Linked DNA regions of Mus musculus: regions 1 and 2 are each linked to region 3. A link is a loop called in an ENCODE intact Hi-C map of the cell type or tissue named here. Cell type or tissue: heart. All regions are shown on one strand. Each heading gives the region's core, and the rest is flanking DNA. Links, peaks and the distances in the headings are about the cores only.

Region 1 (10,387 bases), core at 1,584-9,583, 430 kb before region 3:
TGTGCCTAGAGTTTTCTTTCTTTTTTTCTTTCTTTTTTTTTTTTTTTTTTTTTTTTTTTGGTTTTTTGAGACAGGGTTTCAGGGTTTCTCTGTGTAGCCCTGGCTGTCCTGGAACTCACTTTTGTAGACCAGGCTGCCTCAAACTCAGAAATCCACCTGCCTCTGCCTCCCAAGGGCTAGGATTAAAGGCATGCTCCACCACTGCCCGGCGAGTTTTAATTCTCTATGCCTATGCGCTCACATATTCTTGTGTGCACATCTGGGTGAGTCTGGGTGACAGAGGGTCCAGGAGCACACTGTGTGTACACACTTAGGAAAAGGCTGGGTGGGCAAACTGAAGTGTTGGCACCGTCCCTCTGGGAAGAGGAACCAGGCCGTATTTCCTTTTTTGTACATTTTATTGAGGTTTATTGTATCTACTTATAATAAAAATATATAAAAAGGGGCTAAGCTGGGGAGTGTTGGCGCAAACCTTTAATCTCAGCACTCAGGAGTCAGAGGCCCGGCCAGGAGACATCATGATCTCCAGGCCAGCCTGGTCTACAGAGGGAGTTCCAGGATAGTCAGGGCTACACAGAGAAACCCTGTCTCACAAAAATAAAACAAAGTCCAACAACAAATGGTTTTGTTAAATGTCCCTGAAACCTCAGTACCTGCATGCAGCATTTGGTGAATATTCCTGCTGTCCACACCCCTCCCAATGTCTTTAAAGGCGTTTATTGAGAAGACAGAAAAGCAAAAAGAGGATGAGAAGGAGGGGAGGAGGAAGAGGAGGAAGAAGAGGAGGAGGAGGAAGAAGAAAATGAAAAGAAGGAAGAGGAGGAAGAGGAGAAGGAAGAAGAACTCCGAAGACCTTCATGCCCTTGGGGACTCCTTCCTGGAGCTGTCCGGCCCTTTGCCTCCTGGATCCTAAGGACAGAGAACCCCAGGATACTTTATAATCTTGCCTCAAAGTTAAAGCCCAAAGCAAGTAGGACATTTTCTGAATCCCTGTATTTTATCTTTAAACCTTAGGTAAAATTTGCAGTCTCCCCCTTAAGGTCTACATGTTCATCTTAATTATACAGTCACAAAGCTGTAAGCCCCAACTCTAGAATCCAGGGGCTGTTCTACCCAAACTGGCCCGACCTTCCCATGATCCACTATGCCTCCTGCAGGTGGGCAGGAAGGATGACAGCACAACCCAGGCTTGGTCAGAGCTGGTCCAAGGGTCATTTGAAAAGGGTTGTTGCCAGCACCACTACCATCATCGTCATCGTCGTCGTCATCGTCATCGTCGTCATCATCATCACCACCGTCATCGTTGTTGTCGTCATCACCATCCTGGTGGTTATCGCTGTCATCATGTTTGATGCTGGGAATGAAAGCACACCGCCACTGAGCCACATCCCAGTTCTCTGTCAATCATCACTTAAAAACTCATCATGTCCTGAGCATTCCACCTAGGCTGAGCCAAAGCAACAGTCTTTGCTGACTGTCCTTACCTCGGATTTTCCCAGCCTTCCCATGAGCTAAGGTCTTTCACTGTTCCTACATCACATGTGAAGACAGGAGAGAGCGTGCCCAAGGCGACTCAGGTAGACACGCTCCCCACTCAGGCTCCAAAACAAACCCAAGGAGAAGGAATTGCCTGAGAAGAGAAAGAAGGCTGTCCAGAGAGGCTTCTGTCCTGGAAAAGAGCCTGGGGCAGAACTGGGAGACCAAAGGTCACTTTCCTCGTGACCTGTAACTCTTCCTGGGAAAAACTCCCTGGGACTCTTGCAAAAGTGTCAACAGAACCCTGTGTCCTATGAGACCCGATGGGTCACTAGTAGCCACACAAAGGCACTTAGTAACAGGACCCAAGTGCTGAGCCTGTGGTCTGCTGACAGGATCCCAGAGATCGAGCCTCACAACACACACACACACACACACACACACACACACACACACACACACACGCACACCTGCCCCACCCCCATCCCCAGTTTGCTGCACAAAACATGCTTGACCCTTGGTGGCCCTTGGGTCTCCTACCAATGCCAAGCCAGAGTCTGTGTAGTAATCCACTAGCCTGTTTTCCTCAGTTAAGAGGGAGCAGCCCCACCCCCCATGCCTGGAGGGATTGCTAGGAGGTTCTGTAGGCTTCACTGAAGCAGCTCCCTAGACTGGAATGAGCCTGGAGAAGAACCCAGGTGGAGCGCCTGAGGCTGGTGGCCTGGTTTGGTTACCTGGAAGTAGCCACATTCTACCTGACCACCCCCACCTCTGAGCCTTTTCCCCTGAGGGTGTGGGTGAAAGGTGGGTTAAGCCATCTCCGGCTTGGGCTCGAGGAACTTCTTTAAAATTAAATATCAGGCTAGGCATGGTAGGGCATGCCTTTAAACTCAGTACTTGGGAGGCAGAGGCAGTTTGATTTCTGTAGCTTGGGCTTGGTCTTCACAGAGGGTTCCAGGCCAGCCAGAGCTATGTATAAGACCTTGTCCCCGCTCCCATTTTTCCCCTCAAATCATATAAAAAGACACATCTGTATGTGTTGAGTGATAGTGGATCCAAGAGTCCCCTAGAAGGTGCTGATTTCCTTAGGAGTCAATCTAGGAGTCAATCTCTGTCCAGCCATCTACAAGAGCAGCCAGTGCTTTTATCTGCTGAGCCATCTCTCCAGCCCTAAAGTTTTAAACATTTCTTAAGACAGGGCTCATTACGCAGCCCAGGCTGGCTTCAACCTCGTGAGTCCTGGTAGCCCAGGCATGATCTGTGTGCCAGGCTTTAGCTTTCTCCACAGGTTTAGCTTCTATTTTGCTACCTGGTCGGGGTTTTGGGCAACACCTCACAAACTCTTACAGACTCCAACCCTGAGCACAAAACCATTCTCCTTTCCCCCTAAACTGAGCCCAATTTGGCCCAATATTCATTTCACTCCCAATAAAGGGGCCCCAACCTAGGAGGTAAGTCTGGTTGTTCAAAGCTTATTGCCCCATTTGGGGGCAGTACGGTGTGACAGGGAATGCTGTAGGGGTCATTGGAATAATTTTTCTTTGTCTAAGGGTGTCTAGGTAGGCGTGAAGCTTTCTTGTTTTGGTATTTACTTTCTGAGACCAGGTCTTTTTTTTTTTTTTTTTTTTTCTGAGACAGGGTTTCTCTGTGTAGCTCTGGCTGTCCTGGAACTCACTCTGTAGACCAGACTGGCTTCAAACTCAGAAATCTGTCTGCCTCTGTCTCCCAAGTTCTGGGACTAAAGGTGTGTGCCACCACTGCCCGGCTTGAGACCAGGTCTTAAATCCACTATGTAGCCGAGGCTGGCTTTGAACTCCTCCTCCTACCTCTGCCTCTGAAGCGCTGAGATTACAAACATGGTTTACCACCTCTAGCATGTTGGAGATAGGGTAGCACTCTGTGGCCCAGGCTAGCCTTGAATTCTGCCTCTGCTTCCTCCGTACTAGGAACACTCAATCTGGGCACTCCGGGCCAGTCTGGTTCCTTTGTAGTATACAGAGGTGACCTCTCTTAGTCTTGAGATGGATACAAACATAGACAAGTCTAAATTGACCCTCCCCTCGACCCCTGGAAGTCTCAAGCTGGAGAAGAGCCATCTCTATCCAATTACCCTCCATGCTCTTATCCCTTCTTCTACCAGGATGAAAGGACCCTCAGTCTATTCATCTGTTGTCCAGTCCTAGCATTCCTAAGAATGCTGAAGTAGGCAAACTCATCTTATTTAAGATTCATTCCCTCTTTCTAACTACGGGCCTGTTTGGGGGGCTGTTGTTCCAGTTAGGCTCTCAAGCCTCAGTCTGGCCCAGAACTCACGAGCCGCCTCCCTCAGCCTTCCGAATGCTATGATTACAGGCTTCAACCTCCTCACTTCACTAGCAGATAGATTTGCATCCTGCAGCTAACAGGACTGCTCTGGTTGGAGCAGAAACCTAAATGGAGCACAGATCTGGATCCCCTTGTAGGCTGTGGCAACTTCAGCACTAATCAAATCTAAACGATGCACATTCTGCCTAGATTCATCCAGTTTCGTCACTTGGACTGTAGTAATGAAAGATATAGTCCACAAGATGTCTCGGCCTGTTTCCATCCTGATTACATATTCTCAATTTAAAAACGTACCCCTGCTGCATTGGATACGACAGACCACTAAACACCTATTGTGGGCTATGCCAATTTCTCTTGGTGTAAGAGGTAGTTGACATTTAGCTAGAAACTTAAAAAAGAAAAAAAGCTTTATTTTATTCTTGGATATGCATGGGGGCGGGGGGGGGGGGTGCAGATGCCCTCGGAGGCCAGAAGAGAATGTTGGGTCCTCTGGAGCTGGAGTTACAGGCAGTTGTAAGCTGCTGTGTGGGTGCTGAGAACTGAATTCCTGCAGGAGGAGCATATGGCCACAACTAGTGAGCCATCTCTCCAGCCTTAGCCAGGAACTTTTAAAACACCTGAGACAAAACTCAGACCGAAGCTTACCCTTCGTGACGCACACAGAGCTCAGCCATTCGATGAGAGACGATAGACGGTGGAGACAAAGACCGGGAGCATCAAGGAAATAAAGGTCCTTCAAAATGGTCAGCCCTTGTTCTGATTAAATTGTGCATTTTTAATATAGTTGGTATCAAGTGGAACTTAAAAAAAAAAAAGAAACATGTGGGAATTTAAAATAAAGTGAAACCTGCTATTTTTCAGGGTCAGCAGTATCACGGTGAGATTTGTCTCTTAAACAATGACACTTGCTATCTCTGGAGTTCTATGAATACTTTTGAAGTGTCATATTAAAACCAATCTCGTGGCCTTGAGGCAAGGGGAAGCAATTAGTCGTGGAGTTGTGAATAAATAAAAATCCATTTATACACCCGTCCTTGACATGTGCCTTGTGAATCTTAGAAACTTCATCTAGAGGGAAAAGAAATGTTAAATCATGAATACCAGTCCTAATCACATTGCCATGTGGCTTCCTAAAACAGTTGAGTTTATTCCAATCTTTTAAGTATGAATTTATATGTATGTATTCACCCGTATTGAACACAAAACAAAGACTCACCCACAGCCATGCAGGTGACAAGAAGAGAGGGGGTACTGAGGCCCGTCGGGCGGTGACAAGCAGTTTTCAGAGCGTCACTCCTCAAGTGAGCCTAGCATACTCTCCTGGCTCTCCCTGTTTCAAAGCCTAGGAAAGGTTTTCTCTCTGAAGCTGAGGGCATTCACATAGCAGCTTGCTCTACTGAGGTCACCATTCTTGCAAAGTGCTTTTCACCTCATTCTAAGGGTCAGCTTTTTCAACACTGGGGGGGTTTACTGTTTCTAAGTTCTACTACCTTGAGCTGTCCAAAGCCTGGGGAAGCCAGCAAAGAACTGAGCAGACCATCCAGCCGAACAGGACCTCCCTCACCTGCATGCTCACCAGAAGAGTAGCACTGTTTAAGCAAAGCTGGGAGCTAGTCCAGGGTGGTTTCAGAGCCTGGGAAGCAAACGTGGGCGACCATGGGCCCCCACAGCACAGATCCCTGACCTACTTCGCGGGCCCCTTTCTGTTCTAGGAGCAGCTTAAAATCCATAAATTAAGGAAATTAACTGATGGGGCCTGCGGCATCTTTGTAAGCTATTTAAATCTATAAATTTACAACATCTTCTGCATATATCAAGTAATTGAACTAACTGCGGGGATGTAACTTTAATGAGAAAATTTCCCCCTTCTCCAGTAGTTTGAGATAATAAATAAATAAATAAATAACTCCCTCAGGAGGAAAGTTTCTTATTCCCGCGTGAAGTTACAGACGCGCGGACGGATGCTCTCTCCGCACTAGAGGTCCCCTGAATAAGGGGAGACTGGGTCCTCTCCCCAAGCCCCCACCCCCATTATCTTTCTCCAGTGTTCCCGTCTGGCCTCGAGAGCACCCCCAGGAGTTTGGCCAGTAGAGGGCGCCCAGGCCCGGCCGGAGTCTGTAAAGGGGGGCCCGCGCCGCTGCTCCCGGCCGAAGCGCACCCGCCTTCCTAGCCGAAAGCCTGCCTTTGGCCCGGGAGTCCCGGGAACCAGGCGGGGGCGCAGTCTGGGCAAAGCGCACCGGCCGCGATCCGTTTCCTAGGAGCCGAGAAATGGTCGAGGAGGAGGGACGGGCGGGGCGCAAGGGAAGGAGGAGGAGGAGGAAGGGGCAGCGGGGGAGCAGCTAGGGGCATTCTGGGTGCAGGCCTCCGCGCCGCAGGGACCTTTGGCCGCCGCCGTCTCCATCGCGCCGCGCTCGTCCAGGAAATGGCGCGAGTGGCCGCAGGCGACGGGCCGGGTGCCCCGCGCTCCCCTCCCCCGCGGTGGCCACCGCGTGTCCGCAGACGTCACGGCCGGCGCTGCTCCCCGGGAGAGGGGCAGCCGGGGCCGAGACCCGGGGAGAGAGGGAGGGAGAGAGGGAGGTAAGCCGCCTGGCAGCCCAGTTTCTCTCCCCTCCCCACACCAAGTCCCGCCCTCAGCCCCGGGGCGCCGCGGCGGCGGCTGCTTCTCTCCTCTTTGTAACCGAGGAGTCGAGAAATGTGAGAAACGTGCCCTGTGTTACTTATTTGGGAGTCGAAAATTTATGCCCAGCTGAAAGCGCCCGGGGAAATATTACATCAGATGAAATGACAATGATTAAAATCAGCCTCTCCCCCGCCCCCTCCTCGAGCCCGGAGGAGGCCCGGGCGCCGCGTGGCCGGACGGCGGGGGGCTGGGGCGCAGAGGGCGCGGGGCTCGGGCGCAGCGCTCCCGGAAGGGTACTGGTCCAGCCCCCTGGCACCCAGGCACGGGGCTCCGGGACCCACGGGTGGGGATCGCGAGGTGGGAAGGAAGTGGTGGCGGTGGGGAACGGTGCATTTTTTTTTTGTCGCGGAGCGCGGCAGGCGCGGGCGCGCGGAGCTAATTGCGACTCTAATCCTCTGCCCCGAGGCGCAGCCGAGCCCCGAGCCAGGAGTCGCCCGCGCGCGCCCGCTCGCGCTCGCCGCGCCGGGGTAATTTGGAACCGGATCGCTGCCCTTTGCAATCCGGGCTGGGCCGCGGCGAGGCGCACAGGCTACCGGCTGGTTTTGGGGGGCTATTTTCTCCCCTCCAGCCATCGGGGGAGGCCGCTGGAGAGAGAGGGAGGAGAAGAGGTGGGAGCGGCGGGAGGGCAGCCGGAGAGCTGCGCGAAAAGGAGGCGGCGGCGGCCGCGGCGAAGAGGGAGGAGGCGAGGGGAGGGCGGGGAGGGGAGGCCCCGGCGCGGCGCGCCGCGAGGGGCCGCGCGGAGCGGGGGCCGGGGCGGGAGGGGTGGGTGGGGGGAGGGTTGGGGGCGAGAGAGAAAGTAACTCCAGGACGAGACCGGAGCGACCCGCGCGCATCGAGCGCTAGGCGACGGGGCTGCGCCGGGCGCCCGACACCGGCGGCTGCGGGGGGCGGGGGCTGCGCCGGTGCCCGATCCACTGCTCCGGCTCCGAGGTAAGCCCAGCACGGGCGGCCACCGCTCAGTGCCGCACACCCCTGGTTCCCAAAGTGGCTGCAATTCCGAGAAAGTCACTCGGCCCCGGGCCGGGACCTAGGCTGGGGGCGGGGGGGCGGCTGCTTTGTCCCTCTGCTGAGCGCAGGGGCTGGCGGCGTGGGGGCGCCCAGCACAAAGGCCTGGCGCGCACGGGGCGGGGGGGTGCCCACGTGGGCTGGTCCTAGCCGCGGGTGGACCCTCCCCACTCGGCCGGGCTCTGATCATCCTGCTGTGCGGAATATGCGTCCAGGTCCTCCGCACTCTGGTTCCAGTATGGGCTCGAGTGCCCTGCAGAGCTGATGACTTTCCTGAGTCTGAAACCGGCTCCATGCAGCTGGGCTTTCGGGGCTCACAGGACCGGGTTGGCGCCCAATTTATAGAAAAGAAAAAAGTCTCTAACGGGACAGATGTGCGTTCTCTGACGCCCACCCTACGAGTCTCATGCTAGACGCACTGGTGGTGGTTCCAAGCTCAGGAAGGATGTGGGGCGGGGAACGCGCCGCCCCAAGACCGGACCGCGGTCTCTAGATTTCCACTGCCCACACGCACCCCCTCATCTGGATGCGAACACCCTCATTCTCCCACTCTCGCGTCACAGTAGCACCTCTCTACCCTCCCTCGAGAAGCCCCCGACTGTAGAAAGATAAACCTTCAAGTTTTCACTCCGTGTCTCAAATGTGCATGAAGGAATTTAACTGCGCGAGTGAATAACAGCATTAGTTTCAATTAATTTTTTTTAAATCCCGGCAACAATAAACTTTGAGAACAAAAGCGCTTTTACGTCCTTAATTAGGCGAGCTTCCCATCTGTGGTCTTGAAGTGTCTGCCTCTTGATTTAACTTTGTCTCCGCCCCCCACCGCACTCCCACCCCTTCTTCGCTGGGCCCTTCGGGTACCTTGGCCACCCCGCCCGCGGGGCCGGAGGTTCGGCCCAGCGGATCCTGTAGCCCCGAAGTTCACACCGGCCGGCTGGCTTTGCGGCCCCGCTGGCGCGCACCAGGTGGCCCGCTGCGTCCCTCCCGTTCCACCCCTGGACAGTCCTGCAGGCCCCTGGCACTGCTGCCTCGGGCAAGCGCCCTGGGCGTAAGAGCTGAAGGGAACTGGAGAGGCGCCTTCTGTTTACCTTTTATGGTTAAGATAACAGCTTAGCAAAAGAAGCGACTTCACGAAGAAGCGATTTAGTGAAATCGTCTCAAGCTGCCGCAGCTCAGCCAGTTTAATCACCCCCAGAGAGCTGAACAACTGCGAGCACAATGGGACACAAAATCATTTTGTGTGTAAATGAGCGTGGCATTCTGCTCACTTCCCTCTGCTCGGGCGGGCGGGGCTCGGCTGCGGGTGGGCGCGGGACCGGGGTCTCCCACCACAGCTTGGAGAAGCGGGTCAATGCTGGGCCAGTTTGCAAACCCGCTGAGGTCCCTGCAACAGGCGGCTTGGCCAAGCCTCAGCCGCGTCTGGGTCCTGGTGTTTGGTGCAGGGAACTTGTGTCTCTTATCAATTGCACGTCTATGTTTGTGATCTCAGCAGTGTTCTGGGAAGAAGGGTCGTGGTCCACCACAGATGCGTTTGGCAGAGGGAGCAGTGGAGATTCGGGTCAAGGCTTAAGGCCTGGGGCTTCCAATGGTGAGTTTCTGGTTTGTGTTGTGAGAAACAGGCTGAGGGCAGGCTGGGGCAGCTTGGTAGATGGGCGCTTGATGCTACTTGTCACATCTGAGTTGGGTCCTGGTAGTGGAAAAATGTGGTGCTTTGGTAGAATTTGGGTGGGAATTCTATCTCTGTTGACCTTCAGTGGGTGTTCCTTTATGGCATCCTCTCCCCCACCCCCACCCCCCCTCCCAGGACTGGATAACCCATCCCTTGGGTCCGCTTTGGTTTTTCAAAAACTTCCTTGAGGTAAATGACCTGGGATGTCCAAAGCAGGGGACTGAACAGCCACCCAACTCTTCCAGGAGGATAGAACACCCTCCCTCACCCCCAAACAGTCTCAGGTCAGAGAACTTCCCAGGGCAGCGGAGAGGTGAAGCAAATCATAGGAGGGGAGACACTTACCTTCCATTGAATCGGTTCAGTCTATGTACCTCAGACCATGTTTTATCATTGCATGCTGAATGTTAAGACAGAGATCTAGAAGTTTAACAGAAAAAGCACCATGTGGGTACCCAGGATAGCATGTAGTTTTGACACATAAGGGTTAAATCTGTGTCAGAGAAGTCCAGGTTATGTTTGTAGACTTCCCTCCTCCCCTTTCCATGTCTCTCTGTGTGTGTATGTCTGTGTGTATGTGTGTGTCTGTGTGTATGTGTGTGTCAGTGTGTGTGTCTGTGTGTCAGTGTGTGCATGTGCGTGTGTGTCTGTGTGTGTGTGTGTGTGTGTGTGTGTTCCTCTATTGCCCTTGGAGACAACCCGGAGCCAGTGAAAGGGGTAGCTAGAAACCCGCCCTTCCCCACCCCTTCTTCAGGGGCCCCCTGAAAAGCCCCCAGGGTAGCTTCTGGGGACTGAGGCACAATTTTATTTCAGGTGTCTGTGGCACATAGGAAAGTCCCTGAGTAGCTCTGGGGAGGAGGGGAGAAAGCCCATTTGCTGATTGCTGTCTGGCCAGCTCTCAATGCCTCAAGGGCCTGTGATCCTGAGGGGGTCTGGAATACATTAGGCCCAGGCAGCACCATTCTGGGGGTCTATTGGAGAAGCAGGGAGGTGCAGAGTAGGCAAACAAAGACAGGTCCTGTCTGCCTGCCGTGGAAGCTCTAGGTGACTGGTGGCTTCCCAGTGATGCTCCTGCATCTCTGTGCCCTGGCTTCTGTGGAAAGAGGTGTCCTATACAAACTGCGTCTTCTTCACTGGGTGGTGAGAGATCCTAGGCTCCCCAGCCAACTGAGGGGAGCGGCACCCCCACCCCCACCCCCCCACCCCCGCCCCAAGGTTCTCTCCACTGATGC
Region 2 (10,387 bases), core at 897-8,896, 81 kb before region 3:
AACCACTGAGCCATTGCCCAGGCCCCAGAACATAGTAAATGTGCTACTTTTTTTTCCCCCCTGTGTATACCACTACTACTACCACCTTTTTTTTTTTTTGGACAGGGTTTCTTCTCTGTATAGCCCTGACTGTCCTGGAACTCACTCTGTAGACCAGGCTGGCCTGAGACAGAGACTCAGACAACCACCGTTTTTTTTTTTTTTTTAGATTTATTTATTTATTTATTATATGTAAGTACACTGTAGGTGTCTTCAGACACTCCAGAAGAGGGCATCAGATCTCATTACGGGTGGTTGTGAGCCACCATGTGGTTGCTGGGATTTGAACTTAGGACCTTTGGAAGAGCAGTCGGGTGCTCTTACCCACTGAGCCATCTCACCAGCCCCACAACCACCCTTTTTTAACTTTTCTTTATTTCTCTGTAATAAATTTGCCTTCATTTCAGTTACTCCTCTAAGTGTTTATGTCTTTCATCTTTATCACTGTGAGAACGTCAACTTTGTAGCCCCTGACCTGGGTGGACCTTTAATGATCACTGAGTCTCTAGCACCCTAGGATCTGGGGCCAAGCACAACCCAGTCCTGAAAGATTTTGTTGTTTTCAAATACTGCATCAAAATCTACATCCATACTTTCCCCTAATGCTGAGGGTGAACCCAATGCCTGTCCTGTGCTAAGTAAGTGCTTTACCACTAAACTGGATTTCAGCCTGATACAACCATTCCTGCCTCCGGGTTTCAGACCTCGAGTCTGGGCAATCCTGACAGCTTCCCAAGTACTGCCAAATAAGCCCTTGTTTAAAACAGGGAGTTTGGAATGTTCTTAGATAAATCCTATCTTCTCTAGTTTTCTGACAATGAAACATTTGATAATTATTCACCTTTTGTGTGTGTGTGGTTTTTTTTTTTTTTTTTTTTTTTGAGACAGGTTCTATGTAGCCTTGGCTAGCCCTGGATTTGCTATGTAGACCAGGCAGGGTTCAAATTCATAGAAATCTGCCTGCTTCTGTCTTCTGAGTGACTGGGACTTAAAGGTATGCACCACCACTCCCAGCCTAAAACATGTGTCTTAACCTCCCAAACTCTCATTGCAAAACCCTGGGGCTGTAATATGTGCCCCTGACAAGTTGAGTAGTACTCTATCTCCGAGCTACGATCTCGGGTCCCTTTCGCCTATTTGTGTTTTGCTGTGTGCTGTCATGTAGTCCTCCTCAGGTTTTGTTTTAAAATTCCTTTTTTTTTTTTTTTTTTTTCCTTTTTCTTTTAGGGATCTTAGCTCTTGATCTAACCCGGAGGGTAATTATCTGGACATCCACTTCCATTGGGTCGGGGTACTCTCTCCTTCTCTCTTCTACTTTCCCCTCCTACCATCTGCCACAAATGGCACTACATCATTACAGTGATTTGTGACAGTAGTATTCTGTTGGCACCGCTCACGAAGCAATCCCTGAGGGTGCTAGTACTATCCCGCTCCTACATCGTCTGTCAGGTGTGATGTCTAGCGATCAATGGTTCTATCATTAATTTCAATGATAAATACGCGAGGACGCAACCGAGCCCCTCAGCAGGGTTCCGACTAGGTCTGGAAACAGGGAGGGAACGCAGAGCTTCGCCGCCGCCCATCCAGCACGAGGGGAGGGTGGGCTCCGGCCGGGGAAACCGCAGCGACCGCCTGGGGCGGGGGCGGGGCCGCCCGCCGACGTCACTTCCGGTGTACACAGCCGGTCCGGGCGGTGCGCCGGAGCCGGGGCGCTTCGCAGGTGAGGTACGGTCGCCAGCGGGCTCGGGTCGGCGGGGACTGGCTAGGGGTAGCGGGCGGCGGGTCGCAAGGGCGACTGGCATCGAGGCGAGCTCGCGGGGTGCCGCTTCCCTCGGCGCCGTCCCTCGCCCGCCTGCTGTGGAGGACGCCGGGCTCGGCGGGCGCTGGCCGGGCGGACGGAAGCCCGGAGGGGCCTCTCGGCGCGCGCCCGGGACGAGACCCTGAGGGGCGCGTTGGCGCTGAAGGACGCGGCTGCCTTGGGCCGCCGCGGGGGATCCGCTCCCGGAAGCTCGGGGCGCCGTGCGCCCGGGGCTGGCGGCCTGTGGGCGACCTGGGTCCACGGGCACAGGCGGGCGCCGCTGCCCTCAGGCCGCCCCGCGGCTCCCCGGCCGGCCGCGCGCCCCTTCCTGGCTCCCTCTGAGCCCGTGGGCGCGGCGGGGGTCAGAGGAGGGCCGAGGCTGGGCTAGGACTGAGGAAGGACCCACACCCGTCGGGCGAGCGCCGGGGTCAGGGGTGTGTCTTCCTGCTCCTCGTGGAGCAGGGGAAAAAGAGCATGCCTGTTTGGCATGATAAGAATTTTGTTTATACTTTAACCAAAATTGCCTGGGAAACGATCAGCCTGGGGAGCCCCCAGTTTGAAAATAGATTGTCCTTGCCCTTCCCCACCCGTTGCCATTATGAAAGCGATTCATTCTTCTGTCCTTGTAAAAAACACTCGCCACTGTATACAAAGTGTCAGGAGGGAAAATGACCACGGCGACTCGGTGACAACCGCTCCTAACATTTTGGTGACATCAGTAAGTGCAGATATATATACTGTCACTCTTAGAGGTTTTGTAGTAGAACATCGAGTACCATAATTTATCCAAACTCTAATGAATATTTGATTGTCCCTGTCACAAGAAAAAACACTTGTGGCAAAAAGGATTTATTTGATTATTGTCTTCGGCTAAATTTACAAATGGGGGTCAAAGGTAACATTCCGTTTTTCTCCTTGTGGATATGCTTGGAAACCTCAAACGCACTGTTGTAGAAAATTACATCTGTGTTTGCTTCTCATAATTGCTTTAACATTTTTAACCTTTTTTAAAAAATTTGTTTATTTACTCATACTTATTTTGAACAGACCCCCACGGTGTAGACCAGATTGGCCTTAAGCTCACAGAGATCTCTCTGCTTCAGTTTCTCAAGTGCTAGAATTAAAGACACAGGCCAAGAGGCCTTGCCTTTGTATTTGTTTTTATTTTTAAGACATATTTCCCAAGTGGCAGTATAGTCATCCAGGTAACCATTGTTGTCTTATTATCTTATTTTAGGCTTAAAGTTCTAAGAATGTATTTGTAAAAGACTACTTGCGAGCTTGATTCGGTGTGCGTTTGGAGGTTTTTATGTGCCTTGAAAATAGTAAGTTTTTCCTTGTAATCTTTAAAAAGATCATTTCTTTTACAAGTTCAGAGAATACTTTCTTTATATTTGATATTTATGTGTGTGATACATATACATATAAGATATACATATTAAACAAGGTTTTATTGCTGTTTTATTTGCTTTCTTGCTGACAAGATCACAGACTCCATATGAAGAGTGCAAGTTTGTTGTGGCAACTTTTCAGTCTGGCATTTGAGATTCTAATCTTCCTCTATTTTTGCACACGAATACGTAGGTTAGCATTGGAGACCAAGATAGAAAAGTTCTCAGATTCCCTTGGCAAGCCTAGATTTTTTTCAATCTAAAATTATCTCTGGATTTTTGGAAGACCGCATGCTTTAAGCATCCTTTAAAAAAAAAAACAAATACAAAATACTTTGCTAAATAATTTTTCTGTTGAGAACTTGAAGCCTACTATAGCAGGAGCTGTGCGTCTCCTAGGTCTTCTGCATTCCAGGGAAGTCACTAGCAGGCTCCAACATCCCATGGGTTTTGTGTGTCCACTCTGTCCCTTTCCTGTGAGACTTTCTCCTCAGTGGAAAAAAATGACCTTCCTAGATGGACAAAGAATGTTGGTTAGAATAAGGAATTGCTTTGTTTGGAGTAAGAAGAACCCATTGCTGGGTTCTCTCAGTATTAATTCAGAAAGAACCTGAAGTGTAGAGTTGTGCTCTAAACGTTTTCTCTACAGATATTGTTCAGTGAGGCCCCCGAGTTGGTTGATCTAGTGGTCACTGCTTGCTTTTTTCTGTTTTCTTTTCACTTTGTGTAGTTGTTTTTCCTCTTTGTCATTCTTTATGATACAACTCAAGACTTTGAGATTCTATTTATTTTTGTTTTTTTGTTTTTTAATAGTTATTAATTTATTTTATGTATTTGAATACACTGTAGCTGTCTTCAAACACACCAGAAGAGGGCATCAGATTCTATTACAGATGGTTGTAAGCTACCATGTGGTTGCTGGGAATTGAACTCAGGACCTTTGGAAGAGCAGTCAATGCTCTTAACCTCTGAACCATCTCTCCAGCCCTTATTTTTATTTTTGTTTTTGTTTTATATGTATGAGAGTGTTTTGTCTGAAGACTGCACCCTGAGCATACAAAGCCACTGAAACCAGAAGAGGGCTTCCGACCCTCTGGGTCTGAAGTTACAGATGTTTGTAAACTATCATGTGGGTGATGAGAAGAAACCCAGGTCCTTTGCAAGAGCAGCTAGTACTCTTGACCTCTGAGCCATCTTTAGGCCTGAACTTACAAGTTTGAGTATGCTAGGTGTGTACTGTACCACTGAGCTACCTCCCCAGATGCTGTGACTTTGTAAATATTTGGTGAGGGCAGCCATTCTTGTTATAAACCAGCCTTGCTCTTGGTTTCCTACTTTAGAGCAGTAGTGTCTATTTTCTTACCTGGTCTTTTTTGCCCTATTTTACCTTGTCTGTCTAGTGCTATTTTGTAAGGCCTTGCCTCATGCTTTCTCCCCAACCCTTGATTCATGTTTTTCCCTTCACATCCAGAGTAGACTTGGAGGTAGTCTCCACTTTATCTCCTTGCCCCTTGGGTCCTTAGAGTGACATTTCCATCCTAACTTCAGCTTTGCTTTTTCTGTTGTTTGTTTGTTTGTTTTTGAGAGTCTTTTATGTACACAAGCTGGCCTCCAACTTGAGATTCTCAGGCATCAACGTCCCAGTTGTTGGGTCTATAGGCATATGACAACATATCTCTGCTTTCTCTATGTCAATTCTTTATTTCCTTCTAAATGACCCCTAGATGCAGATCCTTCATCACTGTGGCCTGTCTGATAAATCTAAAGTTTTTTTTTTTTTTTAAGAATTATTTAGTTTATGTATATGAGTATACCATTGCTCTCTTCAGACACACCAGAAGAGGGCATCAGATCCCGTTACAGATGGTTTTGAGCATGTGGTTGCTGGGAATTGAACTCATGATCTCTGGAAGAGCAGTCAGTGTTCTTAACCACTGAGCCATCTCTCCAGCCCGAATCTAAAGTTTTTACTAGCTGCCATCCCACAATCTCATTTTCCTTGTTGACTTAAGATTATTCTTGTCATTTGTATTCTTCCCTACATTTTTGTTGTTTTATTTTGAGACAGGGTTTCTCTGTGTAGCCCTGGCTGTCCTGGAGCTCACTCTGTAGACCAGGCTGGCCTTAGACTTAGAGAGATCCACCTGCCTCTGCCTCCTGAGTGCTGGAATTAGAGGTCATACTTGGCCTCCCCTATACCTTGATTAGATTTTGCATCTTTTTTCTCAGGGACTGTTCTAGTCCTACTCTAGTTAGGAAGAAAGTAACCCAGTGAATTTAGCTGGCTCACAGACATCTACGCCATTGTTAGCTAAGAGACACAGCTTGGAGAAGACTGTCTATGAAGTGTCTAAAGTACCTAGAGAGAGACACCAAAAAAAGTTGTGCAAGGTTTCAGAAATTTTGCCTGTTTTGTTCATTGTGTTTATCATCGGGGTCTAGAACATACTGTTCTGGAAACAGTTGAGAATTTGTTGAATAAATGACCATCAGAGAATAAAATAAAAAAATAAATACAAATTTGCTATCTATAGAGGAGATGCAGACATAAGCCAAGAGACGTTTTGTAAATAGAGTTTGACAAATTTCAGGGAAAACTTTAAATTCAAGCCAAACTGACCCAGCTATAACCCCAAGGAAGGCATGTTTGGAATGTGTTTGTGGTCAGAAAGCTTAAACCTAATTTTGTATACTCCAAGAAAGACTTGTGTTTCCGGGAGAGGTTTGGGATGATATCTGTAGAAGTTGGAGTGGCTGGTGCAAGAGAGCTAACTTAGGCGGTGTGAGGGTTTCTCTGTATGAGTCCAGACCAGGAGTGGTGGTGCACAGTCCTTGCAGGATCAAAGGGAGGGGCCACCTTCCTTATACCCTTCATAGTTTCATCTGGAAGTTTCTGCCAAAGAGGTGGTCCAAGCTCTATTCAAAGTGCTGTAGTAGATTCTGGTCTTAGGATGTTGTCTAATCTAACTGTAGCATGGGCACAGCATTGTACTTTTCTTTTAGTGTTGCCATGAGAACTTTAAGCTTGGTAAAGTTACAGCTAGGGCTAGCCCTTTTGGTATAGATGTAGTTATTGGCCTTCTGGTTAATACATCAGTCGTCTTTGAGCCTAACTTGTCCCCCTGAAACTGCTCCTGGGCTCAGTGACAAAGCTGCTAACCAGACTGTGGGAAGTGATGACAGACAGGCTCTTCCCAAACTGCTCAGGCAGGAAAGCCAACCTGAATGTGTCAAGAGAAACTTTCTGAAGAACGTTGAGCTTAGCTGATAGCGTGGGGAGAGTCAGTGACTCCAGCTCATTGTAAGAACAGAGGATACTTAGACAGGATGGTGACATGAGTAAAGCTGTAGAGATGAGCAAGCCTGGGGAATATAATTAATGGTGGTATCTGCGTTACTGCGGCCTCACTATGCTAATCAGGTTTACTGCAAAGTGCTGCCTGCATGCTCCTTTATCCTTACAGCCTTGTGATACGTTCAGAACTGACATGTTCGCTTTCTGTCGCTGCCAGTTAACCTACATACTGCTTTACATTCTAAAGATGTTGTGTACATGCTTTAATTTTCCTAAACCATTTTTTAGTGCAAACAGTACATTTTTAACCAGTCTAACATTTTTAATATTACTTTTGAGACAAGATCTTGCTGACTAGCCCAAGCTAGAATCAAATTCAACCAAGCTAGACTCAAATTCAAGATCCTCTTGCCTTATCATACTGGTGTATGCCAGCATGCTCTGTCTGGCTTCACTCTGCCTTGGGTACCATTTTGAATGGCATGCTTTTTTTTTTTTTTCCTGTTCATTATTTTCATTTTAAAAATTAATAAACTTTAAAAGAAATATCTGTGGTATCCAGTCATATATAGAGGGATCAGAGAGCAAGGACCAGTCAAACTTTAGTCCTGCTTACTGGCCTCTTGAGTCACTAAAATTGGGTTACCCAGTATGAAAATAGGAGAGGAAATAATGTCGAGGGTTATAGTGTGGTTTTTATTCTTTTCTTTGAGATGCTGTCTCTTTAGCCCAAACTTTACTGTATAGCCTAGGCTGATCTCAAATTAAGTTCTCCTGCCTCAATTTCTGGGTTCGTGTATTATAAGCACAGGCCACCACACCAAGCTTACAATGTAGTTTTACTGTGTTAATATAAAGCCCTTAGAACAGGTCCTGGTGGGAATGTGATTTTTGTTACTTTCCATTCTGTGCAGTACAGAACAGTGAGCCTGTAGCTTACATCCATCATGGCATTTGCTGGTCATTTGGTGAGACAGGCACAAGAGGCAGTGACATCAAAGGCAGCCAAAGCTCAGGAAAAGCTTCATGGGACTTAAGGTGTTGGCTTTATTGAGATAATGAAAGTTTACTTTTAGGCAAGGTTTTACTATGTAACCCAAGCTGACCAGGTACTCATTGTATAGACCAGGATGGCCTTGAACTCAGTAATTCTGTGTCTTAGCATCCCAGATGATGGGATGACAGCATATACCAGCACTACCATTCATAGCTGAGCTAATGGATCTTGAATATAGCTAACTTTTTAGAAAAAATAAAATGAAGGTGAGGGTCTTTTTTTGAGACAAGATCTGGCTATGTAGCTTGGCTAGCCAAAAATTCAATTTTCCCCCTCTGCCTCTTTAGTGCTGGGGTTACGAGCATATGTGCCCAACCGCCCTCTGCTCACCACAGGTCTTGTTCTAAGGGTGATGTGGTGTGTCTCCCAGACAACCAGTCACAAGGATTGGCAACAGGAAAGATCTTAGAGGGGTCTGAAATTGGGTTACTTTAGTGATGATGTGTCATTGATGTGTGGCAGCTTTCCTTGGGATCTATGTGCTGATGGTACCATTTATAAAATTACACCTGTTACCCTTTTTGGTCTTTGAACTCATATCTAGTTTAGGTAATGAACCTGTTAATGCCAACATATGTGGGTCACTTCCAAGATGATTCTGTTTTGTTTTGTTTTGTTTTTTTTGAGACAGGGTTTCTCTGTAGCCCTGGCTGTCCTGGAACTTACTCTGTAGACCAGGCTGGCCTCGAACTCAGAGATCCACCTGCCTCTGCCTCCTGAGTGCTGGTATTAAAGGCATGTGCCACCATGCCCGGCTCCAAGATGATTCTTGTAGTTCATGGTGCCATTGGTTTTCTTTTCTTTTTGGAACAGGGTTTCACTATGTGGCCCTGACTGGTATCATTTGTTTTCTTAAAAAAGCCTGTGCATTTACTATAAGTTTTAAGATTCATCCCCTTAAAAAATGGCATTCCTTTAAAAATTTTTTTTAAAATATTTATTTATTGTTGTACATAAGTACACTGTAGCTGTCTTCAGACACACCAGAAGAGGGCGTCAGATCTCATTACACGAGTGGTTGTGAGCACCATGTGGTTGCTGGGATTTGAACTCAGAACCTTCAGAAGAGCAGTCAGTACTCTTACCCTCTGAGCCATCTCACCAGCCCACCTTTAAAAATTTTTTAAATTACATTTGAAAATTTATTTGTGTGTATGTGTGGGCATGAGTACTGTGGTATACGTGTGGATGTCAGAGGACAGTCTGTAGGAATTGGATTTTGGCTTCTACATTTGTGGGTCTTGGGATCGAAATCAGATCATCAGGCTTGGGAACAAGCAGCTTGGCCCACTGACTCACTGTGGAGCTCTGGCAGGTCTGAACCTTGCTGTTTAGACCAGGCTGACCTGGAACTTACAGAGCTCTGCCAGCAATGGGAAGATTTGAATGTAGACTTAGAGCTAGATACTAGCAGGAAAACAGTCACATTTTCATACTCAGAATGACTTGGGGGTTAGATACTAATGAGATTCAGTTATGGTTAAAGAAGTCTTCCCTACCCCATCACCCTGCTCCCAGAGGCAGGAAAAAAACCTAGCTCCTGGCTCCCAGCCTTGGGAGCCCTAGGCTTCGGTGATCTAGGAAAGGAGAGGTGAAGTTGGGCCCTCTCAGCAGCTTCCAAGGACTTGTGCTGCCCCTGCCCCTGAGTCTTCAGGGAGGGGAGGATGCTGTGCTTAAGTAACTTTGTTCTGTGCTTTGTGAAAGGTAATAGGGCCCCTTCCTCAGCTGTGTCCACTACTTCCTTTTAGCTTGAGGCTGAAGTAGGAGGGCAGTGATGGACTGAGAAAAGGGAAAGAGCCATGACCTCCTTTTCTTCTGGACACACCAGGTGGCACATTTAGTTCGTTGACTGGATTTTTGGGAATTGGAGCCACAACTGCAGGAAGGTAGGTTCTATTTCTATGACTTAACTGTAATGTGGGATTGGAGTGGATTGATCTAGTGGACCAGAATGAGGAGTTGCCAAAGATACCTAAGCTAGTCCAAGGCTTCTTGAAGAGTGGCTGTTTCCATTTCCTGAGTCTGGAGATGTGCCAAGTCCCATGCTCTGTAGAGTTTAGCCACTCCATTCTACTAAGGAAACTGACGCACAAGTTTTCAGCTGACTTGTTTAAGGTCACAGAGTCACTAAGTGCCTTTCACTTTGCTGATAATTACCGAGAGCAGAAATTCACGTCTAGATGAATAGGACTGCCCAAGCAAAATGCAATAGCCACTGCATTTGGCAGGACCTGCCTTCCATGAAGGTTTTTTTGTATTGGAACATCTTTCACCTAGCAGCAGGTAAGGGCCTTTCTAGCCCATTAAACTAGGCAGTACTTCTGTATCCCTGATGTCTGGAGAAGGGCTGTACATACATTTGGACTTCAGTAATTGAGTATGTGAAGGCTCATGGTTTGGGAGAGTAGCAGAGTAGGAAGCTAGCATAAGCCTTTCCTGCCTAGGGAGCCCATGTGAGGAGATGTCATAGAATTTCTACATTTCGGGCCTTGGGGTGTAGCTCAGTGCAGGAATGTTTGCTTAGCATGGGCAGAGCCCTGGGTTCGATACCCATCATACACAGACAGGTAGATTAGCAGGCAGGCTCTCTCTCTCTCTCTCTCTCTCTCTCTCTCTCTTTCTCTCTCTCTCTCTCCCCCCCCTTCTCCCTCTCCCTCTCTCCTGAGTTTCTGATTGTTTGACCTGCTGAAATGTTTATGGGGAAAAACAGGTTCCTAACTTTGTTTCTGACTTGCTGGTCTTCTTAACAGATGATAGGGCTTGCAGGGGATATAAACTTAGAGTTAGTGTGCCCAACTAGGAGAAGA
Region 3 (10,387 bases), core at 1,504-9,503:
TGGAATTACTCTTTCACAAGGGTGGTTTAAGACCATTGGAAAACATATATTTAAGTTACATTTCATAACAGTAGCAAAATTAAGTAACAATGAAAATTGTTGGGTCACCACGAGAGAGAACTGTGGTTTAAAAAAGGGTCGCAGCAGCGTGAAACTTGAGAACCGCTGCTCTAAAAGGTGCTTTAAGTCTCAACAATTTCGCTTTCTGCCCTTGCTTGCCAGTCAGCACTGCCCAGGAATCCCGTGTTTGCATTTGTTCCTCCCAAAGGAAGGCTCCGAGAGAGCGAAGACTGAATCGTGTTAGCGCCACGGTTCCTAAATCGTTGTCAGGTATTCTGTGGTTATCTCGTAGGATTTGGTAATTCTAATATAGAGTGAAAAATCAGACCTGATGAGGCTCTCACGCAGAACTAAAGCGTTGTTCACCATAATTCTATTGGGATTGCTAAGGAGTCACCATTGGGAGCTTCGCATCAGAGTTATGTACCGTTTTATATTTGTTTTTAATAAGAGGGTTCACATTGTAGCCCAGGCTGGACTAAGTACTTACTGTAGTGCCCAGGTTGGCATCTAACACGGCTGTGTCGGCCTCCTAGTCCTGGGACCACAGGTGTATAACGCCGCCCTCCTGCCACACGCATCATTCCTGGAGCGCGCGTGTGCACACACACCCCCCCCCCCAAACTCGGGACATGCGCACTGCAGAGTATTTCAACCATCCTAGACGTGCAAATGCAAGCGTTTTCTAATTCACTCAGCTTGGACCCTGCATCCGCACATGCGCACATGCGCTCGCCCTGCCCCCTCCCTGAACGTGCCAGTCTACACGCAGCTAGCCCAGGTGCTACGCGTGCTCGCCGCTTCCATGCGCGTGGTCTCGCCCCGCCCCCGCAGAATGTACGTGCGCGTGCCTGGACCTCCACCCTAGCAGGAAGGCGCGCTCCCCCTCGCTCCCGGCCCAGTGACTCAGCATCTCACGCAGCCCAGCACTGCTCTGCAGGCTGTAGGCGTGCGCTCCGGCTTTTCCGCCCACCGCCAGTACATTCCACTCAGCCCCCCATGGCAGCCCACGCTCCACGGTCACCCTTGTCGGGCAGGCTCAAATCAAGGCCTAATCCGGCCATATACTCTTGCCTCAGTTTCCTCATCTTTAGGACGAGTAAGTGCTCTCTTTTGCTACATAGCCACCGAAGTCTGGGAAGTGCCAGCATCACAAAACTCAAGGGCTGTGCCGAGGCGTTGTTTTAGGGAATTTCGACATTTCCTGGACTTTCTAAACTTGTCTCCACTGTCAAGCCTTCCTACGATCCTGTTCACGGGCTAGGTCATCTTGCTGAAGGCCTTTGAGACTGATTGAGCAGGCTCTCGTGCGCTTTCTGGGCCAGCTTCAATTAATACAGATTGTGCTTAATCTATGGCTATGATCCCAAGAATGTTCTGCTCAGGGACCTGTCGCTCCTTTACTCTGGTTTGCATTGCTTAGCATAAAATCTCCTAGCTGTTGAATTATTTGAAACAGGTCCTCATTATGTAGCCCTGGCTGTCCTGGAATTTGTAATGTAGACCAGGATGCTCTTGAACTCACAGTGCTGGGTTAAAAGGCTGCACCACTGTGTGCAGTTCCTAGCGGGGCTAGATAGATGAAACACCCCAAAGATCTTTGGGGAAACTTACGGGTGTACCCACATGTGGTAGTGCAAACCTACAACTCCAGCAATCTGGAAGCCCTGGCTACATTCTTTTGTTTTTGTTTTTTAAGGTGGGATTTCTCCGTGTAGCCCTGGCTGTCCTCGAACTCAGAGATATGCCTGCATGTGTTTACCCAGTGCTGGGGTTAAAGGTGAGGGACTGACTGCTCAGTTGGGCTTCAGCTTTTAAAAAGTAGTAAACAACAACTCAAAACAACATAATAAAAATCAAGGGGGAACCCTACCTCTTGTTTCCCTTAAAACTGAAGCTCAGGGCAGAGAAGATGGCTCAGCAGGAAAGTCAGTCTGTCCTGAGTACATTGATCTCTGATAATTCATGGGAACAGGAAGAGAGGGTGGAAGGAAAGCCTCTCTGGCTGCCTTCAAAAGTATCCCCTACCAAAAGGGCATCATAGCCACAGATAAAGCACTATCTGTATTAATTGAACTTGGTCCAGAAAGCACATGAGAGCCTGCTCAAATGAGTCTCCAGTGCTTGGATTAGGGGTATGCACTACCACTGCCCTGCTTTTTTAGGTTTGCCAGCCCCTCTTAATGTATTTTGTAAATTTTTCAGTCTGTAGACACTGCTGGGCCAGTCTGAGGACTCTTGGGACAGGGACAATAAGACTGGCATTCCTGCTAGTTGAGGTTCAAGGTGGGAGTGAATTTGTGTGTGTGTGTGTGTCTGTCTGTCTGCAATTTACATGGAGGCCAGAGGAAAACCTTGAACATTGTTCCTAGGAATACGGCCCCGTTTTATATTTAGTTAGACCTGTTTGAAGGGAGTGTGCCCCAGAGTGCCTGTGCTCAAAGAACAGTTTGTGGCAGTTCATTTTTTCCTTCTATATGTGGATTTCAGGGATTAGGTTTAGGTTTTCAGCCTTGGCCCCAAATACCTTTGACCCATGGGCTATTTTGTCAGCCCCACTTCTCCCTCCCCCCACCTTTTTTTTTTTTTTTTTTGAATAAGGCCTCTCTATACAGTCCTGGCTGTCCTGAAACTCATTCTCATTCTTGCAGACCAGGTTGTCCCTGAACTCAGAGAGATCTGCCTGCCTCTGCCTCCAGAGTGCTTGGATTAGTGGTGTGCGCTACAGCTGCCTTGCTTTTTTTTTTAAGGTTCGCCAGCCCCTCTTTTAAAAACATACTTTATAAAAATTTCAGCTTCTTTTTTGAGTCAGGGTCTGTTGGTGAGATCTGGAGCTCACCCCTGAGGCCAGGCTGGCCATTGAACCCTAGGACCCTCCCGTTTCTGCCTCTCTAGCACTGAGATTGCAAAAGGCCACCATGTGCAGGTTTTTCCATGGGCTCTGGAGAGTAAACGTGTCCGTATCCTCGCATGCTTCTGAGGCAAATGCTTTACAAAATTCTCAGTTCCTGTGTTTTGGGTTTTTTTTAGACGTGATGGCTTCAGATTCCTATGTTGCTGACCCTGGCCTTGAACTCTCGATCTTCCTGCCTTTCCTCCCTTCATGCTGGGATTATAGTGCCACCCCAGTGCCTGCCACCCCAGTGCTAGATGTCCAGCACTGTTTGGGAAGCTTAGCAAGTATCAAGACTTACACATATTTCCCGCAGTCCCCCGCAAACACTTCACCTCACCTACTCGTCCTCATTTGAAGTCTCCCTTGTCCCTCGGACTTGTGGATAAGAATCCAGTTTTTCTAGGAAGTTGGATCCTAAAGTGCATATCTTGCCCTTTCTCTCTAGGCGATTATGGATCCCTCACTCATTCCATCCTCTATGTCCGTCTCCTCCTGCTTGACTGAAGCTCCCTCCCTCAGGACCTGCTTTAGCTCACTGAGCTAACTGATCCATTAGGCAGTGTGTCAGATAAAGTCCCTGCTCCATGTGGACTTGTTCAGTGGCTCCTCATCTCTAAACAGAAATCAAAATTCTCACAATGATTTGTAAGCCACTGGGTGAATTCCCTTCTCTAATGTCACCTCTATGACTTCTTCCCCTAATCTGCTCCACTCCAGCCACATGTGTCTTCTGTTTGTGGGACATCTATGGGTGCTGTTTGTGGGACATCTATGGGTGCTCTTGTCTCAGACTTTGCAGTGTCTTTTCCCTTTGACTGAACACTTTCCTTCCAGGTAGCCAACTGGCTCATTTCTTCCCCTTCATGCTTTTACTCAAATATAATAAAGAGTGAATTTTTTTTTCTTAACCATTTAGTTAAAGGAAATGCTTATTTCCAACCTGCCTTTAAATATATATACATATAATTTCATTTTTATTGTGTGGTGGATATTTTATTAATTATGTGTGGGAGTGGACATACAATTTTTATTATGTGTGTGGGGTGGGTATATAATTTTAGCATTAATTATGTGTGGGGTGGGTATGAGCATAAGGATGCAAGTGCCATTGGTATTCCCATTGGTTGCAGCGGGAGTTACAGGCAGTTATGAGTACTGGGAACCCAATTCAGGTCCTCTGCAAGGGAACTATGTGTTCTTAACCACAGTTTCATCTCTGGGGCTTCATCCAGTTTGCCTCTTCTCAGGAGCACTTGCCAGCTCTGAAATCCCATAAATTCTATTTACTTATTTGGCTTACGTACCCACAACACTTGCTTTAGTACCTCTAACCAGGAAGGCATTCCATAAAGTTCTGCTAAATTGGGCTCAGCCGGTAAGAGCACTCAACTACTCTTCCGAAGGTCCTGAGTTCAAATCCCAGCAAACACATCCGTAAGGAGATCCGACTCCTTCTTCTGGAGTGTCTGAAGACAGCTAGAGTGTACTTACATATAGTAAATAAATTCTTTAAAAAAAAAAAGTTCTGCTGAATTGAATACATGAATGAATGAAAGAAGCAAGCGGATCTGGCACGAGAAACTCCGCCTCTGCCCTTCAAGTCACTTCCGAACAGAAGCCAGCCAAGGTTCATCGCAAGTGGCCACACTTGTGTTACAGAGAGGCCAGCAGAGGCCCCCAGATCTACAGCTGCCGGCAAGGTCGCCTAGCGGACGCGGAGGACAGAGGTGGGGCGGGGCCGGAGGCGGGGCGGGGTCGGACGCCTGCGCCATAAAGCCCGCTGCGCGCACTGGTACCGACTTGCCGCGCGCCGCCGCTCCTCTTTCCTTCCTCTTCCGAGCACGTCCTGCTCCGTGTACCTCTCGGGTCCCTCGCCATGGCTGCGCTCACCCGGAACCCGCAGTTCCAGAAGCTCCTGGAGTGGCACCGCGCGAACTCTGCCAACCTCAAGCTGCGCGAACTTTTTGAGGCGGATCCGGAGCGCTTCAACAACTTCAGGTGCACGCACGGGGTCGGGGCTCCCGTGACCCCCCCCCCCCCAGCAGCCCTGCAGGGCCCAGGCCGGGGCCGCACTTTGTCCTTGATGCCTCCTTGGAGTGGGTTTTGGGACCCGCGTGCTAGCCAGAGGGCCGAGGCTGCTTAGTCATTAGGAGGAATCGGCTCCTCCTTGGGGATCCCTTCGCCCCCGCCTCTCAGTCTCAGCCATTTGAGTAGGGATTTCTAACCACCCATGAGGAGGAGCAGCCGCTGCTGGCTCGACAGGCACGAGAGAGCTGTCCCCTCCCACCTGCTCCTAGTGGGCTTTGGTCAGACAGGGTGGGTAAGGCTGAGATTTCCTGGGAGCCACGGTGTAAAAATAGAGCGGCGGAGGCAGGATGCAGAGGCCAGAGAGACTTGTGAGCGACTGCGAAATAGAAGGGAGGGTGGAAGAAATCGTACATGTGATGCATCTTCGTGCCTTGTCACTGATGCCAGGAGGCGAGGGACCTGGGATGACCACCTGTGGTTCCTCACTGGACGTCCCTGATACCTCTCCCTGGGTGTTTCCTTGTAAGTTTGAGATGTGGAGCTTGAAGGGGGAAGTTCTGCCCAGGATCTGTCTACATCTTCTTTCTGTGGCGTGGCTTCCTACACTACTTAACACTGCTACAGGTCAGCCTTTGTGGCCAGGCACTGCCGCTGGGGTGTGACCAGCAGCGTCTCCATCTTTCTGCAGCTTGAACCTCAACACCAACCATGGGCATATTCTGGTGGACTACTCCAAGAACCTTGTGAACAAGGAGGTGATGCAGATGCTGGTGGAGCTGGTAATGTTCTGACTGGGGAGTTGTGATCTCTGGGTTGGGTTGTGGGTGGGGGCTGCGCTTTGTTTTGGGTTCTAGGTCCCGGTGTGGAGTTGGTATCCCAGGGATCTCCAGGCCCCCTGCTGATTGAGCAGACTCTTTGAAGATGCTGGAAAAGGAATCTGTCTATGAAGAACATCTGTCAGCCTCAAGGGGGGGGGGGAGTGGGGGGGGAGGGGGGCTGGACTTGTGATAGGTGATGAGGATGGGGGATGGGATACAAGACCTCAGCAGTGGCTTCTCTCCCTAGGCCAAGTCCAGAGGCGTGGAGGCTGCACGGGACAACATGTTCAGTGGTTCCAAGATCAACTACACCGAGGTAAGCAGTTACACCCGCCGCCCCCCCCCCCTCTTCCTCCTCTTTGCCGACCGTTATCAGCATCGCCCTGTGTCTTCACCCTTGCTCTTAAGCAATGCTTTTGCCTCACGAAGGTGCTAAAGGCTTTTCTTTGGGGGCAAGAGAGGTTGCAGAGCTTTGGGGTGTGATTTCTCTGAGACTGGCAGCCTGGACTTGGCAATCAAATTGGCACAGTTCCTGGTGTCCAGGGAGGGGCACAACCCAAGCCTGAAGGGAGGGATTTGCTTAAGGCTGGCTGAGACATGGCTGAGACATTTTCTTGGACAACTTCAACCTTGATACTCTGATGGATCCTTGCTACAGGTTGTTCTAGTGACAAGAAAAATCATGTCACCAAAGCCCTTAGTTTCTTTGACAGTGGAATGAATAAGAGGTGAGAGTATGACAGCGGTTGGGAAACCCTGGCCCTGACTTGGTGGGGAAGCCTGCAGGCATAGGAGACACTCTGCACTGAGAATTCTCAGTGTTGATATTTTTTTCCTTTTAATTATGAGTGTGTGGGTGTGTGTACATAAGTACAGGTGCCTACAGAGCTGTCAGATTCTCCCGGAACTTCAGTTAGAGATGGTTGGGAGCCACCCAGTGTGTGTACTGGGAATCCAACCCCGGCTTTTTAGAAGAGTATTTTGGTTGGTTGGTTGGCTTTTGAGACAGGGTTTCTCTGTGTAGCCCTGACCAGGCTGGCCTCGAACTCATAAGAGAGCCTCTTGCCTCTGCCTCCCGAGTGCTGGGACTAAAGGCGTGTGCCACCACCTGGCAAGTATGTGCTCTTAACTGCTGAGCCATCTCTTCAGCCCTGAGTCTTTTTACATGTGAGGAATCTAAGGCTTGGAGGTCAGAGGTGCAATGGGAAGCAGCTGATCTTGCACGGCTGGGCTTGTGTGATATGAGGGAGGCCACAGTCGAGGGGGGCTTCCTTTGAGTGGGGGGATGTGCATTTGTTTGAGGAACATGGGAAGGGTGAGACTAGATGGGCTACCCTCAGACCCTCCCACACACAGGAACCTCTGTCTAGATTGAAGTCGCTTTCCTGACCATTTGGGACCTTTGCACCTGCTTCCTTCCCATTGCTATTGTCTTTAGCTGCCTGGGCTCTCTTGCCCTTGTGGCCAGGTGAGCTGCTTGGCACCTGTTGAAGACCTCTGTTCTGGTTTAGTTTGTGGCAGTGGTGAGACTGTTTGGTGAGGGGAGCCTTCTGTTCCCTGTCTTGCTTCACATCCTGAGGCCTTGTGACATTTTTAGAAGGTGCCAGAAACAAGAAGCGCTCTCCTCAGGAGGGCTGAGTTTATGACTGAAGGAGCTTGCTGCTCATCTCTGATCTGTATCGTCACCACTATACATTCATTGCTCATCTTCAGTCAGGCCTTTCATGCCCTGGGTCCTTCAGGCCCTTAGGGGTTTGTTCAGGTCCTTCTGTATCTGCTTCTGAGTGTTCACAGCATACAAGGGGGAAGGGGGCGCACAGGATTGCCTATCCTCAGAGTCCCAGAATGGCTTTCCCTCCCAGGCCCTCTATACAAGACGGTGATGTTAATGGATGCCTGGACCTGTTTGTCCTGTGCAGAGGACTGCCTTACACTGGACCTTCCCCAACTAGGACCAGTCTAGCTCTAGGGTCTACCGTGCTCCTCATTGTCTCTTTCATTTCTAGAATCGGGCGGTGCTGCATGTGGCCCTTCGGAACCGGTCCAACACACCCATCAAGGTGGACGGCAAAGATGTGATGCCGGAGGTGAACAGGGTTCTGGACAAGATGAAGTCTTTCTGCCAGGTAAGCAGACGCTAGCCTTGACGTGCCTTTTGTCCATGTGTATGTGTGTTTAGGAATCTGGCCCTGTTGCTCTCCCTAGAGGCAGGACTTTGTGTTGCAGCCTCAGGTGGGGATGACCTGTGTGGTTGCTGACCCTGCTCTCTCTGCTGAGACCTGAATTTCCCTCAGCTCTTCTCAGAACGAGCATGCTCTTTTCATCCCCCAAGGTCTGGGGTCGTACGTGTGCACCACCACAACCTGTTAGGTGGTGCTGGGGGCGTTGGGTGGGGGTTGTCAAACTCGAGGCTTTAGGTGCTGGGAGAGCGCGCTGCCAACCGAGCTACAGCCTACTTCCCTCCCCGCACACAGTTTATGTGCAGTATAAAAATGTAAAGCACATCCCGGGTCCGTATTAGAGCACAGAACCACACCATACACATACCCCCTTGTTTCCCTTCTCTTCTCTCCGTCTCTCCTAGCAGGGTCTAACTATGTAACCCTGGCTGTCCTGGAACTGGCCTGTGTAGACCATACTGACCTCAGACTCATAGAGATCTGCTTGCCTCTGCCCTCCTAATTCTGAGATTAAAGACATTATACCTTGCCTAGCCGACCTTCTCTATCTCTGTATATGGAGGTGGGGGTGGGGGGCAGTATGGGTTGCCTAGAGACTAGCTAACTTAACCTACATAAACCTTTGTGGCCTCAGTGTGTATTCCCCAGGGTAATCCTGCAAGGGTTGGCTGGCAGTCGTTATCAGGTCTGGAGTGCAGCGGTGATGTGTGGGCGCTGTGGGTGTGTGCATGTGTGCTGTGTGTGTGTCTGTATGGGTTGGGCATGCTCAGAGAGTGATCATCTGCTCAGCTGTAAGCATTCTGGACTTGCGCCTGAGAGCGGCTGCTCCCGCATGTGGCTGGTCAAAGTCGGCTTGCCTTGGCCAGGAGCCATTTCTAGATCTGAAAGTGACATTTATCTTAAAGGCCTGCGACACCTGTATATAGGACTTCCTGGGATGAGGGAAGCTAGAAAGTCCTGGTGTGACTTCAGGTTTCAGAATGTCCCTGATGTTTTGAGTGTGAAAGGCATCTCTGTCTGTCTGTCTGTCTGTCTGTCTGCTGTATGTAGCAGAGTGGGAGCCAGGTGCTCTGATCATGCTATGTAAGCTCAGACATGTTGGGTGGACAGTGCGGTGCTAGTCCCCCTCCATTGCTATTGCAGGATGACACCCCGTTAAAGCTGGCTCTTGGATTGGCTGGCTCTAGACTGACCAGGTATTTTTAGTTCAAAATGCACAGCTTGGGTGTGGTGGATCGTGCCTGTAATCCTAGCACAGGGAGCCTGAAGTAGGAAGATTTGCCAGTCCTGGGCCAGCCTGGGCTATGTGGGGAGACCCTGTCTCAAATCAAAACACCCAATGAAAAGGCAAGCAAAACACTGCTAACCAGTGGCGATCCCAGTGAGGAATTCTACTTCCTGAGACTGGTCCTCTCAGAAGTAAAGAGTACAGTCAGGCAAGTGTTGCTGCTGCTGGTCTTAGCAGTGGGGAAGCTGAGGTGGGGGAGTCAGAGGTCAGGGCCAGGGAGCCTGGCATGTGACAGGCTAGCTCTTATAAAGAGAAATGGTAACTGTTTGAAACAATGGATATCCCAGTTACTCTGACCTGATCGTTATTTAAATCCATGTATCAAAATATCACACAGTAAAGGAGAAATAACAACCAAAAGAAAACCTCCCCTCCTTTATCAGGATTGTCAGTAACTGTGGCTGTATTGTCCTGCTACTGTACTGTTAGTTATTGGTCAGGTGTGGTAGCACATCCTGTCACCCAGCACTCAGGAGGCCAGCCTGGGGGACTGTGGTGGCACTGTTTCTAAATACAAAACAACAGTGGCGTGTGTCCTAAAACCTCATATACAGGAAGAAAGGCTGTGTGAACTTATATTAGAAATGTGTTTTTCTCTCATAATTTGTGTGTGCGAGACTGAGTGAGAAGCTGAGCAACTAAATATTTTTTCCTGTGCCTGGCACCAGGCCTCCTTAGTTAACAACGTTGGCTGCTTTTGCAGAAGATCCAGGTTCAAGTCTCAGCACCCACACAGTGCATCACAATTGTCTATAACTCCAATTCCAGTGGCTCCAATGCTCTCTTCTGACCTCTGTGGGCACCAGCATGCGTGTGGTACATATACATACATGGAAAAGAAATGGATGCACATAAAATAAGACTAGAAAACCCACAAGCAGAGCCAGGCGTGGTTGTGCACGCCTTTAATCCCAGCACTTGGGAGGCAGAGGCAGGCGGATTTCTGAGGCCAGCCTGGTCTACAAAGTGAGTTCCAGGACAGCCACCAGGGCTACACAGAGAAACCCTATCTCGTAAAACCAAAAAAAAAAAAAAAAAAAAAAAAAAAAAAAAAAAAAAAAGACTCCATAAGAAGCTCACTGTGGGGCTGTCTGTTAGACAGTCGCTGTATGCACAG

The links. Peaks named below come from ENCODE experiments on the same cell type or tissue, not always from the same donor. Only the 100,000 strongest peaks of a DNase experiment are listed, where the experiment ranks them.
Region 1: a loop joins it to region 3, with 2.9 times the contacts of the local background. A loop is called at or near these places in 2 of 42 quality-filtered maps.
Region 2: it touches region 3 in a loop (2.1-fold over the local background); 2 of 42 quality-filtered maps call a loop at or near these places.

The regions. Positions count from the first base shown.
Region 1 is chr7:34,651,271-34,661,657 of GRCm38, reverse strand. It overlaps Kctd15 (potassium channel tetramerisation domain containing 15), which reads left to right and starts at 7,260. Exons shown (of 7, transcript NM_001360820.1): 1 at 7,260-7,411; 2 at 8,976-9,074. Gm12781 (a long non-coding RNA gene) reads right to left here and starts at 1,713. Exons shown (of 2, transcript XR_391247.4): 1 at 1,485-1,713; 2 at 456-1,354. In heart, for the core only: a CTCF peak has its summit at 5,890 (motif pointing right); DNase peaks (open chromatin) are centred at 6,067, 6,877, 7,027, 8,467 and 2 weaker places; H3K4me3 peaks cover 3,920 bases; H3K27ac peaks cover 3,281 bases; H3K27me3 peaks cover 227 bases.
Region 2 is chr7:34,304,864-34,315,250 of GRCm38, reverse strand. It overlaps Garre1 (granule associated Rac and RHOG effector 1), which reads left to right and starts at 1,704. Exons shown (of 14, transcript NM_172741.3): 1 at 1,704-1,759. In heart, for the core only: CTCF peaks have their summits at 4,088 (motif pointing right), 5,072 (motif pointing right) and 8,561 (motif pointing right); DNase peaks (open chromatin) are centred at 1,720 and 2,230; H3K4me3 peaks cover 3,501 bases; H3K27ac peaks cover 2,510 bases.
Region 3 is chr7:34,224,659-34,235,045 of GRCm38, reverse strand. It overlaps Gpi1 (glucose-6-phosphate isomerase 1), which reads left to right and starts at 4,710. Exons shown (of 18, transcript NM_008155.4): 1 at 4,710-4,954; 2 at 5,673-5,763; 3 at 6,050-6,118; 4 at 7,809-7,928. The coding sequence starts at 4,833. It overlaps Gm12762 (a long non-coding RNA gene), which reads left to right and starts at 723. Exons shown (of 2, transcript XR_881947.3): 1 at 723-1,159; 2 at 2,266-3,864. Gm12758 (predicted gene 12758) reads right to left here and starts at 669. Exons shown (of 2, transcript NR_166613.1): 1 at 551-669. In heart, for the core only: CTCF peaks have their summits at 4,618 (motif pointing right) and 8,020; DNase peaks (open chromatin) are centred at 4,715, 5,205, 5,735 and 6,165; H3K4me3 peaks cover 4,451 bases; H3K27ac peaks cover 3,944 bases.